Regions from separate parts of the Homo sapiens genome. Here region 1 is linked to region 2. A link is a loop called in an ENCODE intact Hi-C map of the cell type or tissue named here. Cell type or tissue: breast epithelium. All regions are shown on one strand. Each heading gives the region's core, and the rest is flanking DNA. Links, peaks and the distances in the headings are about the cores only. Region 1 overlaps LOC105373454 (a long non-coding RNA gene). Region 2 overlaps LOC105373454 (a long non-coding RNA gene).

The links. A loop is a pair of places that touch in the nucleus more often than their neighbours do. Peaks named below come from ENCODE experiments on the same cell type or tissue, not always from the same donor. Only the 100,000 strongest peaks of a DNase experiment are listed, where the experiment ranks them.
Region 1: a loop joins it to region 2, with 8 times the contacts of the local background. A loop is called at or near these places in 1 of 110 quality-filtered maps.

What each region holds. Positions count from the first base shown.
Region 1 is chr2:18,473,761-18,482,373 of GRCh38, reverse strand. The region is part of intron 4 of LOC105373454 (a long non-coding RNA gene); the gene reads right to left. Among named protein-coding and RNA genes, the nearest start is that of RDH14, 83 kb to the left of the region's middle. In breast epithelium, for the core only: no CTCF peak of the experiment used is centred there; no DNase peak of the experiment used is centred there; H3K27ac peaks cover 1,414 bases.
Region 2 is chr2:18,399,108-18,407,720 of GRCh38, reverse strand. It overlaps LOC105373454 (a long non-coding RNA gene), which reads right to left. Exons shown (of 8, transcript XR_001739302.1): 4 at 3,682-3,790. Among named protein-coding and RNA genes, the nearest start is that of RDH14, 160 kb to the left of the region's middle. In breast epithelium, for the core only: no CTCF peak of the experiment used is centred there; no DNase peak of the experiment used is centred there.

The DNA of each region.
Region 1 (8,613 bases), core at 2,192-7,191, 75 kb before region 2:
CTGCCTCCTGGTGCTTACCGTGCACCAGCAGCATTAAGCCCCAGGACTCTCCTGTGGATCTGAGGGCAATGAGGATCTTCTTGTTTCCTGTCTCCATTTTCATAATTTCTAGCCCTATTCTGATCTCCAAACCAGTGCTGGGCTCTAAGTTTGGCAAAGAGGGTCATCTGTCTTTGGAAGGTGTGGATAAGGGCAGAAAATCAGTGGCAGACTTATAAATGTATGAGACATCCTGTCCTCTTCTTCTCCTCAAGGTGACAATCTATCTAATCACCAGGACCCAAGGAAAGCCAGTACAGTTAGTGCTAGAAAAGGAATCCCTTCTTTCAGTGCTGGAATTGACAATATCATTGACCATGTGGTAAGGTAAGCTCCTCCCATCACCTAAAATATCAACTCAGTCTTTCTGGTGCTCTAACCCCTATCTGTTCTTAAGAGCCCAGTTATGTTTCTCACTCCACCAGGCCCCCTTTCCTGACACCCAGCTTTCTCCCAGCTCTCTCCTCTTATGAACTTCTATAGCCTTTGCCTGTGGTCCCCATAGAGATATGCTGCTTGTTTCTTTAGTCAGATTGCCAGATGCTTGTCTAAGGGGTCTTATCCCTTGTTCATATTGGAGAAAAAAAGCATGCAAAAAATTCTCTTTGACTTAAGTGTAAAGCCACTAGACTGTGGCTTCTTTGGAGGAGGCAGACTAACACAGTGCTTAAAAGAGTGATCTCTTGAGTTAGACTGCCTGGGTTCAAATCTTGCAACTATATGACTTTTAGTAAGCCAGTTAACCTTACTGTGCCTCAGTTTTCTCATCTGTGAAAGGGAAATGACAATAGTACTGACTCCTAGCATATTTGCAATAATTAAATTATTCAACCTAAGATAGAACAGTGCCTGAAACTTCAGTGAGCGTCAATAAAGTTATCATTACAGTCTCGTGCTTAAGGATAAGACATCGCTCAACAACACCCCGTAGAATTCTAAACAAATAGATGTAAATGGGAATTTAGAAGTAATATGATACAATCTCCTATCTGATCCTTAGAATTGATTGGTAAAAGAATAAGGAAATAAACCTAAGCCTTTAAAAATAATCTTAAAGGCCTTTGTGGATCTTTAAATACCAGCATATTAAAAGGAGCACAATAATTGGACTCGCGAGAATACTCACTCTTGAAACCTTTGGTCACCATATAAGCAGTTAGACCTTCCAGAGGCCGCCATTCTCTGAGAAGGCCCAAATTAGTCCTGGTGGAGAGACCATATGTAAAGGCCCTGAAACTATGTGAAGAGAGAGAGGGACAGAGGCCTAGCAAACCTCAACTGACATTCCTACAGACCCTTCTTTTCTAGATCCTGACCGCAACTGCAGGAGAGACCCTATGCCAGAACTGTCTAGTCCCTCTTTTCTCAAATTCCTCAGAACTGTGAGATATGACTCAGAAATTGTGAGATATAACAAAATGAGTGCTATTATTTTACATCACTAGGTTTTGTGATGATTTGTTAAACATCAATAGATAACCAGAACAGATTTTTATTTCTCAATTGAAATATTTCTTTCTTTTATTTCTCCCTCCAGGAGAGAATTCAGGAGAAGTTTCAGTCTGGTTAAAATGGCCACCTCTTCCCAGGTCCTTTGTACATTAGTGGGAGGGAAAAATGTCATTTTATCTTGTAAGAAATCAAATAGTGGACTTTCCCTCTACCGGAAAAACAAGGAGAATACATATACAAAATTATGCTTGCTTTAAATCGAATGCCATTGTGTCATAGTGGAGCATGGGAGAAAAAGTTGTGCTGTGTGACCCTGTGAAACACAAGGCTTGTATGCCCAACCTGGGGAGCAGTGACTCTTCTCGTTCTCAGCCAGGCAGTGGATTGAGCTTGATGCTCGTGGTGCCCGCTCTTCCACAAGCTTGGGCAAGGATCCCAATGAAGGCTCTGATGGTGATTGCGTGCTGCATTCCTCCTTGGACCCCTTTCCAGTATGATGAGCTCTAAGGAAGCAGCACATAAAGCAGCACAGGAAATGCAAGACATCTGTACTGGAGCCTGGGAACACTTTCCCCAGTCCCCTTGCTGGTGTGGTCCTGGCATGGAGCTGGGCCTCTGGAGAAATGAATTAAAGAAACAAGTCCAGTGGAGAACATGGGATTCCACTTCCATTCATCTTCCTTATTTTGCAAACACCGCATTCTGCAAATCCCATGCCAGTAAAGCTCTTGGATCAGCCCTCAAATTCTTCTGGATCCTTTAGGGAGGAGATGTCAGGGCTGGCCAAGAATCTAAGTGAAAACTGATGACAGAAGCTGACATTAATCAGCTACACAGTATGTTCTTCCCAGCAGGTTTCTTCCAATAAATCAAAGGCCAGCAAATCCGAGGGGTGTTTAGCCATGAGAGAGCAACTGTTTGCTGTTCGCTTTCCTTGCTAAAGATGATGAATCTAATGTTTAATTGAATCCAACACCGGTGGCCGTGGGAGTATTTGCCGTAGGTGTTGGGTGCACATACCATGTACAGTCACATTTCCTCACAGGCCAGGGGCTTTATCCAAGCGTCCCCCTGCTACTCGTGGTTCACCGTCTATATTGATGTTTTGTGGCCAAACAGAGTCACCACCCTATCTATGATCTGAAACAGACTCACTCTTTCAAATTGGAGTACTCAGGCTGTTTTGGTGACCAAACAATTTATTTTCCTTCCTGTAAGATCTAATTAAGATACTTAAAGATATTAATGTAATAATGTTTGTTTAAAATCCAACTCTTTCAACGTTAATATGTGTGGCAGCAGGAGTGCTGGATTCAAAGGACACGATAGCCTTGGGTCTGAGGCTTTGCCCTACCCATCCTACCCATGCTACCTGAACTACCTCATTTTGCCTCTCTGAGCCTCTTTTTTTAATCTCTAAACTAAGGATTGAAATCTATGCCATTGATTTGTGATAAAGATTAATGAAGAAAATGGCTTGTGGAGGCTGTTCTTATACTGAGAAATCACTATGAACATAAAGAATACAATTATTATGATTTGTATCATTAATAATACAGTATTTTCTAAGGAGCATGAAAAATGGTAGTGGTTCATATAGCAGGAAGTTCTGGAGGAGAAGCATGAGAAAAGCAAACCCTAGGGTCTCAATAAATCCAATACAAAACTCTCTTCTACGACAATATCTTGATGGAGATAAGATATTTACCTCCAAGGCAAGGCCCGTAACATATCTGTACTGGGCCCATAAATGGGACAATTATGAACAAAATAACTATTCCAGGATCAATTACTTGGATAATTAAGACAACAGTGTTACTTGTGTGTGAATGATAGTTTAATTACAAAGTTACTTTGCATAATTTTGGAAGGTAGACCTAGCTATGCTGTTATCATTCCGACTTTTTTAGTTTCCACCCCAAAAAGGTCTTGGTCTCAGTAAGAAAAGGAATGTGAAGTCTGGCATTTTTTTTAATCACAGGAAGAATACCTTTAATACAGTTTTTTTAAGGTCAGGGGTACATGTGCAGGCTGTGCAGGTTTGTTACGTAGGTAAACGTGTGCCATGGTGGTTTGCTGCACAGATCATCCCATCACCTAGGTATTAAGCCCAGCATCCATCAGCCATTCTTCCTGATGCTCTCCCTCCCCTAACATCCCCAGCTGAAAAGCCTCAGTGTATGTTGTTACCCCACCATGTGTACATGTGTTCTCATCATTCAACTCCCACTTACAAGTGAGAAAATGTAGTGTTTGGTTTTTCTGTTCCTGCATTAGTTTGTGAAGGATAATGGCTTTCAGCTCCATCCATGCCTGCAAAGGACACGATCTCATTCTTTTTATGGCTTCATAGTATTCCATGGCACATATGTACCACATTTAATGATTATCAAAATAATTAATACAGTATAAATTACTTATATTTATATTTTTAAACATTATTACATTTATTATGACATTACAGTGTTACAATTGTCCTAAAATAAGAAGGACAATTATCATACCCATCTACAGATTGAGAAACTGAAGTTCAGATAGAAAGCAATTTGCCTGAGGTCTCACAGATACCTGTGGCACCAGATCAGAATTTTCTGGAACAGAATTTTCTGACTCTTCATCAGATCTATATATGCCTTATGCTTTTAGTGATCATCTTATTTGAAAATGTAAAAACTTAGAATATCTAAATTGCTTAAGACAATTTTGTGACAGACATCAGTACTGTCAAGAATATCAGCCTAGACATCTCATAAAAATGTATCAAAGTACCCAGTATATAGGTCAGTACACCTACATCCAGATATTTATTAAAAATGATATGCATAAATACTTCTTCTCTTCACTTTCTCCTACAAGAATCAGTGTGACACAATGTTTACACACAAAATTTTAGAGTTGAACCGATTCAGGTCACTTACTAGTTCTGTTACTTTAAGGCCTTGATCTCTTCACATATAAAATAGAGCTAATATCGACCTAATCGGGCTATTGTGAGGATGAAATAAGCTAATCTAGCCTTGTCTCTGCCTGGTAATTTGGGTCTCAGCTCCAAGTTTACCCTATCAAGGGAGGCTTTTCCAAACTTCAGAAGCTGAATCTCCTCTCCCTCATTGTCCATTACTCTTGATGCCACCATGCTATTTTCTTTTTTGAAGTTTTTCCTGTCTAAATCTATGTGATTTGTTATTGAGTTTATTATTCATCTTTTTTCTCAAAACTGCAGGTCTTAAGTGAGGAAAAACTTGACTCTAAAGGACACTAGAATATAGTTAGGTACCAATTTGGGGGCACAATCCACATTGCATTGAATGTTTATAGCACCCCTGATATTGTGCAATGCTCAGTCTTTCCAGCCATATAAGTGGCAGCCCTGCTGTTTCACAATGGATGCTTAATTGGTCTTTATGTGCACAAAGTGCACAATAACATTAAACATATATTGCAGGCCAGGTTTTGTGATAAGGGCAAGGAATATAGAGAAGAATAAAACACAGCCTCCACTCTCCATAGGTTCATAGTCGGGCACTGAAATGTTTTATTATTCTATGGTTTTGAGATTCAAATGCAGCAGCAAGATAGCTAGCTTTATATAACTTTCTAAATATAGAACCTATTTGATACAAAACACCTTACTATTTTGTATCATTTGTATCATGATGATAATTACCATCATGATCAAACCAACATATGATTTCCCGACTCTGCTTCCTGCAAAGTTCTGTGTCAGTTGCCGTGGGCGCACAGAAATGACTAAAGCATAGTCCTAAATTTACTATATTCTACATGTGGTTAATATTTTAAGTTTTCACATTCATAGAGGATGAAAAAAATCCATGGCTTCATGATACCTAAAAGCTATAAGATAATGTGTTGGCTTATGCCTGGAGTACATATAAACCCAATGATCCAAGCAGTGGCATTTATTCCATTCCTTAACTAATGACCAAGTATAGAAAGGTCACTGTTTGCTTACAGTAGGTCCAGCGTAAGTATTTAGAATCTTATGTTGAAGTTCTGCAATCCAAACCTTCTTTTGATGAAGGCAGGTTGGTATTAGCAGAGGGGAGTGCATTTTTTCCTCGCACCCAGGTGGACACTTGCTCACGTTGCAAAATCAGTATCCTGCCACTTACCAATAATTATCTATCCTCCTCAGAGAGGCCAGATCCTCAAAAGCCATGGAAGCCAAGTTCAGTGGAATTGCCACCATGGCCAGCAACAAAGGCTGCTGTCAGTGTATGCGATAATCCACAGTAGTGGTGCTATAGCTGCTCACACTGCACAATTTATATAAAAGAACAAAGGACACAACCAAACTAGACTGTGCTTGTCATAAATTCCAATGACACATTCAAGGGCATTGAGAAATTGAGGGACAGCAATATCTTGAGAAATATTTTAATGCCTTGCTCAAAATTCTAACTCTCTTTCCCTGTTCTCTGATGCCTCCTTCCCAAGCCTTCCACAACTCTGAAACATGCCTGTCAGAGCTTCATTTTTCCTTAGTCCTCCCTCACATTAGTTCAGTCAATGTGGTACATTTTCAATTAATGTTTCACAGGTTTATACAAGGGACTTCAGAGACCACAATGTCTAGCCACTCAACTTACAAATGACCATCTAAGAGAAGAGTTGGCTCCAAGAAATGACACAGTCTTCTAGAAGACAGGCTTGCTTTTACAGGAATGTGAGAAACCTCTACTTTCTGAGAAGATAAATGAAGGAGGAGGAAGAGGATCTTGAATAAAAATCTGGAGCTTGTACAGATGTCCAAAAAACAGCAACTCACAGAATTACTTATGAGTCATGTAAATTCATATAGTAGTGAGTGAGTACGCCAAGTGAATGAACAGGTCCACATGTACTCCTGGGCTAAAGGCAGAGTATTAAAAAGATGAAACTTCCCTTCCCTTCCCTTCCCTTCCCTTCCCCCGCCTTCCCTCCTCTTACCTCCCCTTCTCTCCCCATGTCCCCTCCTCTCCTTTCTCCTCCTCTCCCTCTTCCCTTCCCCTCCCCTCCTCTTCTCCCCTTCTCTTCTTCTCTTCTTCTCTTCTCTTCCCTCTTCTCTTCTCCTCTCCTCTCCCCTCCCCTCTCCTCTCTTCTCTTTTCTCCTCTCTTCTCCTCTCCTTTCCTCTCTCTTTCTCTCTCTCTCTCTCTCTCCCCCACCATCATCACCACCACCGCCACCACCACCATCATCATCATCATACAAGCTATTAAAAGAGGAGTTAAGATACTGGTAGAGACAAATTGGAAATGTAATGATTTAAGCAGAGAAGACTAAGAGGGAATGTTCAAGAATGATGTCAGGATTAGGGAAATAGAAAGATAGAGGGTTGTCAGAGGGAATCAAAGTATTTCTCAAAACGAGGCCTGGTGAGCCAAAGAGAAATTAAATGAATATGCTGATGTTTAGTTTCCCAGCTTTACATAGGAAATTGAAGATGGTTTTGTGAAAGACAAGTGGGGAAAAGGTGAGCCTATAAACCATTATCCACTCAAAGTGTTGATTTAAAACACTTGCTTTTAAGCACACTAAGGATTCAATATGTATTTGTTAAAATTTGCAAAGTGATTTTTTCCCACAAATTGTTTGAACAAAATACCTTGAGGAATTGGAAACATGCCAAGCAGAAAAAAAAAAAGATATCCCACATAAAGGATACTTCTGGAATTTTACGGGCTATATGCCAGAAACTTCCCAACCAAAGAGGTCTTCTCTCCCCATCTCCCACCATTTTAGGCTGAGATGGCAGGGGACTGGGCCTTAGAGGCTGCAGAAAACAGAGGCCCTGGGGCTTGGCTTCAGAATATCTTATATGTATTTCCAGCACTAGGTTACCTTCGTATTGGTGGAAAAGTGAGGAAAGGAAAGTTGCAGACAAAGTTTCATCCTGACTTGAAATGTCCTTAAAAGGCAATGTTGATGAATTTTCCAAGTGTGTGGCCTATCTGAGTAACAGAGAAACATGTTTCTTTGTGGAGTACTTGGATATTCTTGAGATCTGGATCCAGGCTGGGAAAGATAAAGCACATGACTGAGGTTCATGCTTGGTTCACAGTGGATTTGTTCCCCTCCTGCTTCCTACCCTATTATCTGATGATATAGGATCCCCTGATGTCCTGTGGGGTCACAGAGTCTGCCATTTGGAAAAGGCTGCAAAATCCACTCTGTCCTAGGAGGCATAACTGTGTGAAGCACAGGGTGGAGTATGCAGGCATTTCCTCAATCCCTAAGGAGTGCAAATCAGGAGACCCCTCTTTGAGGCACCAAAGGAAAGGGAGAAAAAAGGATGGGAGAACTATCTAGGAAGAAATATGGGATGATCAAATTACTGTAGCTGGAAGAGTTATGAGGTTAGTAGTTCATTCCACCACCTCTTGTTTGTTTCCATACATGGAGGAGTGACTTTGATCCTTAGGGTAACTGCAGTGTGTATGGGAAAAGAGGAGGAGAAGTGGGGGTGAGCAGCTGCACCAGGTCTCTGGATCTCACTGGCCACTGCGGGCCAGCCTGGCTTACACAAGAGAACAGGAGAGGACAGTGTACCCAGTTCAGAGCATGCAGTGGTAGATCCTCAAAGAATGCCTGGAGGAAGGCTAGAAATGGAAAGGAATAGACAAATACAGAGAAGAATGGAGGGAGAAAAGGCAGAAGAGCAGAGACTAGTGTCTAAAGCGATGAGTGGAGAGAACAGTCTTCTGCATGCCTCACAGCTCTCTGCCTCTTCTCTTCTGTACCTATAAATAACGATAATACCTTAATTACCTTCTCCTTGTGATGCAGTTTCTAAGAGCTTTTAATGTACTTTCTCATGTTCCCCACAATGAGCAGGCTATAAAGGCAGCCTTTGCAATCTCATTTTATAAATTAGTATGTTGAGGCTCAGAAATGTTTAGGAGTCCCTGGAGTCACATAGCTAATAAGAGGAAAGACGGGTATTGCACCTCAGTTGTCACAATGAAAGGAGGGGAGGCAACAGTCATTTATCTAGAGATTCACCACAGTCGTTTCATGGCTCAGGACTTTCAGGGAGCAGCCAGGAAAAGAGAGACACATGGCGAGAGGTCTGCAGCAAGAAATTTGGACAAAAAGGCCAAAGAGACAAGAGGTTAAGGGGA
Region 2 (8,613 bases), core at 2,294-7,293:
CAAAGACAATCCTAAAGAGAAAACTGTATAATTTTTGTTGTATAGTCGTTCAATAAAAATCGCTTGTCATCCAGTAAAGTTTGTGATTTGCCTTGTATTTAAGAAAATAAACAAACCTACAAACATAGCATATTAAAGGGATCTACTCTCTTTTCCACCAACATCACATCATTCGCACAGGCTGTCACTGGGTTCTCCAGAAGGGGTGTGTGAATGTTAAGTGAACATCCAGACTGTTTTTGGGATGAGCCGCACTGAGGTTCTTCTCTGCGTCTGGGTGTCCACAGAGTCCACAAGTGTTTAGAAGAGGAGAGGATGAGCACTTAAAGGAGCGCCTGCAGCAGGCACCATCCCATGTGCAGCCTCAATCATTTCTCATAACTGTCTTATGCAAATGATAGTATTATTGCTATCTTATAAATGAAAGACTGAGATGAGAAAAAAAATAATACATCCCATGGTCGCAGAACTTAAAAGTATTGAGCAGGGATTTCAATGCAATTTTGTTAGATCTAAGGCCCATTCTCTTTATACCATACCACTCTTACATTCTCTAAAGCTAAAAAATCTCAATTAAAAAATGAATTCCAAAGAAAAGAGATGCAAAATTTCCTTTGACCAAGCAATTGTGAGAAAAATAAGTTATATATTTCCATGTAAAGTATAGTGTAGGTGGAAGTATACTTTAATATGCAGAGAGTTTTTCCTTAATAGGTAATTTAGAGAAACAACAAAACATTTAAATTTAAAAAAACACCAAAATTCTGATCAAATTATTTAATTTTAAAACAGATTCTTAGCTTTATAGCATACTCAGGTTTTCTTTAAATAACCAAATCTGTTAGTGTGTTGAAAACATTATTGTTGGCACAACTTTAATTAGTGAAGTTTTAATGAACACCCTTTACATATGCATCCTTGTGCATAAAATCACTTTATTAACTTGAAGAGTGCAAACTAATAGGCAGTTTTAAATGCCATTTATGATCAATTGTAAAAACAGATAAGAAAATGAAAATTCAGAGAGTTTAGGGAGGTTTTTCAGTCACACAGTTAATAAGTACTGGGCTTGGATTAGAAGCCAAATTAATCCAATACCAGAGCCCTTTAGCTTTACCATAGTGCACTTCCCAAACACAACAGCATCATCATTATTTTTATAATATTCTCAATGATAGAACAAGAATATCACCATCTTAACGAGACTGCACCATCTTAAAGTATCAAGTTTCCATTTCTCAGAACTGTCTGTTGACACTTGGCCAAACTGCAAATGTCAACGCTGACCATAGCTTCAACAGAACATAAGGGCCCTAACTGTAACAGAACAGCCAGCACTTTCCCAACCCCTCCCTAACAGAATCTTGCTTCAAAGCACACTTCTCCACCTGGCCCTTTAAAAAAGCCTCAGGCTGTAAGAAAAGTTTGCTCCTGACCCTGCCAGCCAGAAGCCCTTCTCAGATTTACTGTCAATAAACCTGTCTCAACTATAGATCTGCCTTCTTGCCTCTTCTTTCCTTAATCTTTCTATTCCAACACGCAACATACATATTTCCACTGCCCCATTTTAGTAATGGTGCCAGCAATAAACCCTCTGTCTTCATACTCTGGCTGAAGCCAATCTCCTCAAAACAAGAGCGGTAGAAAAGAGTTTCTACCGCTCTTCACCAAGGCCCATCTTTCCTTTACATCCTGCCTCCTCCACAGAACCTTCCTTGAATACATTAAACTACAAGAAACTCTTGTCTCTGGACTGCCTTGGTTTTATTTTACCCAAAATTTAATTTGTCATTCAAATTATTGCTTATATTAGTCATTATTCTATTTTTTTCCATTTTGAATTCTTAACGTGGATTGTATATTTAAATGTGTGCAGGACTGGTCACTGTATGAAATGTTCTACATCTTCTACAAGGAAGCATATAACACGGGGGTGCCGAGAGGGATTGTATTTACTCAGGTGCTCAAAAAACAAATGTTGAATGAATATTATCTAATTATTGGTGAATATTCTGGGTTATGAAATCATCAAGGGCACAACAGTCAATGCATACAGCATTAATTTAGTCACTGGTTCATAACAATAATTGAATTCCAGTGATGTGCCAGCCATTAAGCATAGATGCTGCTATGTATAAGTCATAAGAGGATTGGAGAATTCCAGGCAGTTATACAAGCTAGGCAAAACCCAATGCAGGCCTTAACTAAGGCAGTGTGCGGGAGGGTGGAGAAGAAAGCATAAACATGAAGAATTTCCTAGGCCTAATAACTGATCAGATAGTCAGAGTACAGGGCAGAAAACAGCTTAGGAAAACCCCCAAGTTTGTAGTCTGGGTCTCCAGACTAAACTAAAGTGATGATGAAGTACACGTAAAAAGCAGGGCTAATGGGATTGACCATTAGTTTAATTTAGGAAATACTGAGGATAGGACCCAAGGAATATCCAAATAGACCTAGATAGTCTTGATAATTGTAGAGCTGAACTTCTTTGGAGTGGCAAGCCTGAAATAAAGGTTTGAAGTCATCAATATATAGTTAGCAGTTAAAACTCTACAGGTGGATGAGATTGCACAGAACGAGTATGAAGGACCAAAGAAAAGTGAGTCTGGTAAGGGACTCAAGAGAACACGAATACTTAAGGAACAGGTAAAGAAAGAATTGTCAGAGAAAGAAACTAAGTAGGAACTTTAAAAACAAATAGTGGCAGAAGCAGGAAAAAGATGTCTTCCTCGACATTCATCTTTCTTATTCCACTCAATGGATGTTTAAAATTGTTTGCATTCTTCTCAACAGGGACACTACATTTGTACACCTCTAGGGGGTGCCATTTACATAGGATGCAATGTAAATGGCCCGTTCAGGGAACTGGCAGCTCTATGACCGTATGTTTTCCCCAACCCCTTTACCATTCGACTTCATGCTCATGAACAAGCATTTGTCTTAATTTACAGACATTAAGAACAAGCTTTCCACTCCCACTTCCCTCCCACTATCACCTCAACCTCTTCATCCACTTTAAAGAGGTTTCTTTAGGTCCTCTGCATATCATGGAAGCCAACTACTCTATTAACGCTTTCCCAATGATGCAGCCCAGTTCTGCATACAGTTTGTACAGAAATGCTATATTTATGGAAACAGCTGAAAAATGAAATATCGATATACCCCTAACAGTCATTTCTACAAAGGTGCTTTGTCAGTTCATTTGGGGCTTGCCATGATTGTGGTGTATTTCTTCTACTGTAATGATAAAATGTTCAAAAGGATCATCAGATAGAGAACTCTGTACGTGCTCTATATGAAAAGATGTTCCCTTAAAGATGCTGTTCTTAATGTGCAGTGTGAAATGCTTGCAGCTTTTATGATGTCTTAGATGGGAAACATGTTTTACTGCATACCAGAGTAGCAGACGTCAACTCACTCTTCAAATTGAGAACAGCTTTTCATTTTGTTCTGTTCAACAATTTCTGGGTCCTAATTCAACCCTTCCCTCCCTCCATCCTACCTCCCACTACCATGAATTTGTACTAGCAAAACAATGTCACAAGCTGCTGCTTCTAACAGCAAGGACAATATGTGCGAGGTGACAGGAGGAAGATTTTGGAGACAGGAATCTACCATGCTCTCTCTCCTTTTATATACTAAGAATAAAAAAGGGGAACTGGAAGGTGAAATATTTATTACCTCAACATTGCTGATTGAACGCAATCCACAGGAAACCCAGATGTCCAGAGAAGTAGATCAGAGAGGGAATATCATGGGCCTGTAGAGCCAAATTTTGATTTCTAGCCTCCTGTGTAAGTAAAAAAAAAAAAAAAAAATGACCATCTGTGAGGTTATTAAAACCCGATATGGGAGCATCTCTCACAATCCTCTTCCAAGTGCTACTTCCTTATTTTCTGATGACTAGTAAAACAAGTTTATTCCTTATAAACTTTACATATCACTGAAAGTTTCAATTTGATTTATATAAAATTTTGACATATTAGAATAAATTGGTGACTTTGTACTTCTTAGAGAAAAAAATTCAGATCTCATTTCATTTTGTAATTGAACACAAACTTTGAACCAAATACTATTAATATATCTTAAACACAAAGTTGATGGAGACTAAACATGGTATAACACAGACATTCTCTTTATAAATGTTCTCTGCTGGTGAAAGAGACTTTTGGTTTTGTTTTCAAAGAGAAGAGAGCCCACACTCTAAATGTAATCCTCAAAATTAGGAGGCCTGAGTTCTAATCCCAATCCCAAATCTGGATGAGTCTGTAACTTTCTGTACCCCATGCAATTCCACAAATGCAAAATAGGAAAGATATATTAAGTTTGCTCCAAAGAGCCATTACAAGCAGAGGTGAAGTAATTGGTGTGAATGTACATTGGTTTCCTCAAAGAATGGTGAAGAAATGCAAGACAATGAAAATTTTTTTTTGCAACAATGGATAATTATTTTCCTTCAGCTTTTTTAGATAGCCAAGTTTAAAGTCAGTGATGCCCATTTAAGAAGCAAAATCACAGAAACATTCAGGAAAATTTGGAATCAATTTATTTAAAGACATGTTCTCTGCAGCTGTTGTTCATTAGGATACTTTTATTGACGTGTCCAGAAATCTTTCCTAGTAGTTTAGGCATGTGGGGGCTTTGAGCCCTATGAAGTATAGCAAATTGCAGATGAATTGGTCCAGAAGTGTAGGTTTGCTTTAAAAAAAATGCTTTGTAAAATAGAATATTCTCAAGGGAGCGATTGGTTTGGGGGAGGGAAGTATGTACTGACACTTAAAAGATCCTTGACCTTCTGGAATGCACATCTAAACTTCTGCAACAGTAGCCCAAAAGGACTGAAACTCAGTGTCCAAAACCACTTTTAACAAAGCCAGGTTTCTCCAAGGATCCCAAACCAAACGATCCAGGGATAATTAGTTTATAATAAGGCAATATTTTTTTAAGAGACCTGTATTTTTTTTTTTTGAGCAGGCTTTGTTTTGGTGTAACACAAATTTTTCAGGTCTCAAGAAGTACAGGAGTTTGCCAGGTGAACTTGGAAAAAGGTGGAGAAGGGAAAAGAGGAATTTATTAGATGGACTAGCATATTCAAAGACATGGAGGCTCTGAATACAGAGCTATTTTGGAAGAACTATAATCATTAATTAATTTATTTATTTGTTCACTTATTCTTTATTCTTCACGCATATACTGAGCTCCTACTACATGCTGGGTACCACACCAGGTAACTGATACAATACATAACTGGCATCAAGCAATTGTGAATACAGTGGAAGAGATGGACATACAAATAATTTGAATATAGTGGGTTAAGATTTAGATGGAGAAAAGAATTAGTCCTTTTCTCAGTGGTGGAGAAAAGAGAAAGGAGAGGGGGAAAGGGGTGGTATCAGCAAGAAAAGACTTCCCAGGAAAATGTGGCACCTGAACTGTGTCCTGAAGAACAAAGAAAATGTAGCTATGTGGAAATTGGAAGGAAAGAGTCTTCCAGGTAGAGGATCAATATAAGGAAATGACCCAAAGCTAGAGAAAATTGGTGGGATGCAAAAATTACAAGTAGTCCTGGTTGGAGGTTTTAGTATGTGGGAAGGGGTGATGGTGGGGGCAATAGATGAGAGAAAAGGTGTGAAGATAAAGTAAATAGAAGAGACAGATGGGAAGGGGTGAAATCCCATACAGGGCCTTGAATGTCATAATCAGTTAAAGAATTTGGGTTTGAAATTGTATTGGAAGGCCTTTGGCAGGGGAGTATGTTGATTGAATTAGCTTTCAGGAAAGTCTCTCCCTAAAGGGTGGGGTAAGAACATCAGTGGGGAAGACCAGGGAAGGTTAGTGCTGAGCCTCTACATATGGGCTACAAAGTTAGAAGAAAGTTAGTGAGGCCCAAGCATCCATAGGACTTAGAGCTTTGCAGTATTTTCCTCTGGCCACTCCCACTGACTCTCCCTGAAGGCTCTGTCCACCATTCCTGGAGCTCATTATGATTATAGCACACGTCTGCCTGTTCATTTAAGTTGAACTATTTGAAAGGAGCAACTGTGTTGTAGTGGCTGCTTTGTTTCTGGGGCTTAGAGTCTTCAAGAGTAATTAGCGATAGGAGAAGTGGAAGTCACGGGAGGAATAGAGGTAGGCTGTGCACATAATAGGTGTTTGGAAATGCCTGCTGAAGTGAACTGATAACTCTCACGGGCATTCTCACTTGATAATGAGGCTTCAGAAAAGCAGGGACCTTGAAAAGAGACAAGATCTGGCTGTTATCTGATCCTGCTGAAGTGAAGGTAACATCTTCCTTTTTGGATTGTGACTGGATAATTAGATGTAATATATGAAAACGACAAGGCAGGTTTTTAGAACCTGAATACATTGTTGATTTTATTTGTAAATAAACAATGAGAAGAGATGATCAATCCCTTTCATCTCCCAGTTTCTGAAATAGGCTCTCCTCGACTCTCTACCTCTAGTAGCCCTGCTCTCCCATCTACTTCTCCACAGCTAATGACTTGTTTCCTGATTTACTAAAATATGAAAGTTATTACAGCAGAACTCATTTATCTTCCCACAACCCAAACCACCCAACCTCCTATATCAGTGCCCATACTCCCTGTCTTCATCCCGTCACCTGGGATGAAGTGTGCTTGTCTCTGTCTGAGGGCAACACCCTGACTTGTGCACTGGATCTCATCTCCATTGACTACTTGACAGTCCTGTAATTAATCTTTTTCCTGCACCATCAACTTTTCTTTCTCTACAGCATCATTTCCATCATCCTAGAATCACACTATAATATCTCCATCTTCAAAAACAAACAAAAAAAACTGTCTTTTGTCTTCAAATCCCCATGGGGCTAACACCTCATATCTGCTGTCATTCTTGAACGATTTTCTTAACTTCTTTCTCCTCATTCCTTCTCACCTCACTTTCTGTCCTTCATCTCTTCTAACTGGGATCCTGTCTTGCCATACCACTGAAGCTGCGGTTTTCAATCATCAATGCCCTCTGAGCTGTCAAATCCAACAGCTTCTTTAGTTTTTGCCTTGACCTCTCAGAAGCATTCAGAATAAATAAATTTTTGAAACTCTTTTTTCTGTTCTTACTTTCGTAAAGCCACTCTTTGCTGATTTTGCCCCCACCCCATACCTTGCTCCTTGTCAGTGACCTTTGCTGAATTATTCTCCTCCACCAAATCTTTAAATGAAAGAATACCCAATGCTAACTGACTGGTTCTCTTCTCTATTTGAGTTTTGGTGATTATATAGAGCCTATAGTCGCATATAAATTCTAGGTAATCTCATCCAGTCAACAGTTTGCAAAACTATCCCTTTGCTGATGGCTTCTACACTTATCTCTCCAGCAATGAAATCTCTCAATTGCCTACTTGACTTTTGTACTTAGAGGTGTAATGGGTATCTCAAAATTTGCAAGTTAAAAAAGAAAGAACTCTTTATTCATTCTCTTAAACCCAGTCCTTATTATCTCAGTAAATGACTCCTCCATATCTAATTGGTATCCTTGACCATTCTTTTACTCATCTGTGCAAACATTCCATGAGCAGGTTCCATATTTGTTCATTACTTTCTCCATCCAAAGATGCCATTCTAATTCATGTCCCTCCATCTCTCTCCTGGACCACTGTAATAACCTCTTAAATAGCATCCCCATCTACTTCCACTTCCTCATAATCCATACTCCATACAATTCCAAGAGTGATATTTTCAAAACTTAAATAAGCGATGTCTGTCCCAACCGTAAAGTTCTTTAGAGACATTTGATAGCACTTAGGATCAATCTCGTACCCTGGTGTAAATATCCTACTTCATCTGGCCCTGGACCAACTTCTTTCCTCCTTTAGGACTACTTGTAACCTTACCTCATACTCTAAGTCTCTTTCATTTCATGAAACACACAAAGCTCAGTGTTCCTCGTGGTTTTTCTGCATGCCTGGACCTTGACAGGGCTACCTCTTAGCCAAATGTCACTCAAAGACAGCCCATTGTGTTGATCACACCATCCTCTAACAGCTCTCTACATGGCAGCCTCATGTTATTTGCCCGTATTTACATTTATCTGACCACCCAACTCTCACCTAGGTTTTTTGTCCATCTTTTTACAACTATGTATCTTCAACACATAGAACAGTTCTGAGCACATAGTGGGGACTCAGAAATAAGTATTGAATGAGCCAACTGACCTTCTTTTTGGGCTAGAATGGACCTCTGAGATCAACTCAGCCCCGTAACCTCATTTTACAGATGAGGAAACTGAGGCCTAAAGAGGAATAGTTGTTTACTCAGAATCATTTGTTGGCAGTATGAAGGCTCTTTCCAGTTGATGCCATTAGAATCCTCTTTATTTGAAATAATACCAGAGCCCTGCATGTAAAACAACAATACACACAAACCCTATTCCATTTTCTGTGAAAGTGCCTCATGGGACAGGTCAGGTCTACATCCTGGTCTCAGCAATGAACTCTGATGGGAGGCATGTCTCCTAATAGGTAATCTCTAAAATTCCAAAAAGGCCTAAACAATAAAAAGCTAGGCTTCTGGAAGCCCTGGGCAACCATAGGTCTCAAAATGGGTAGATTCCACATTTATGTCAAGAGAGGACAAA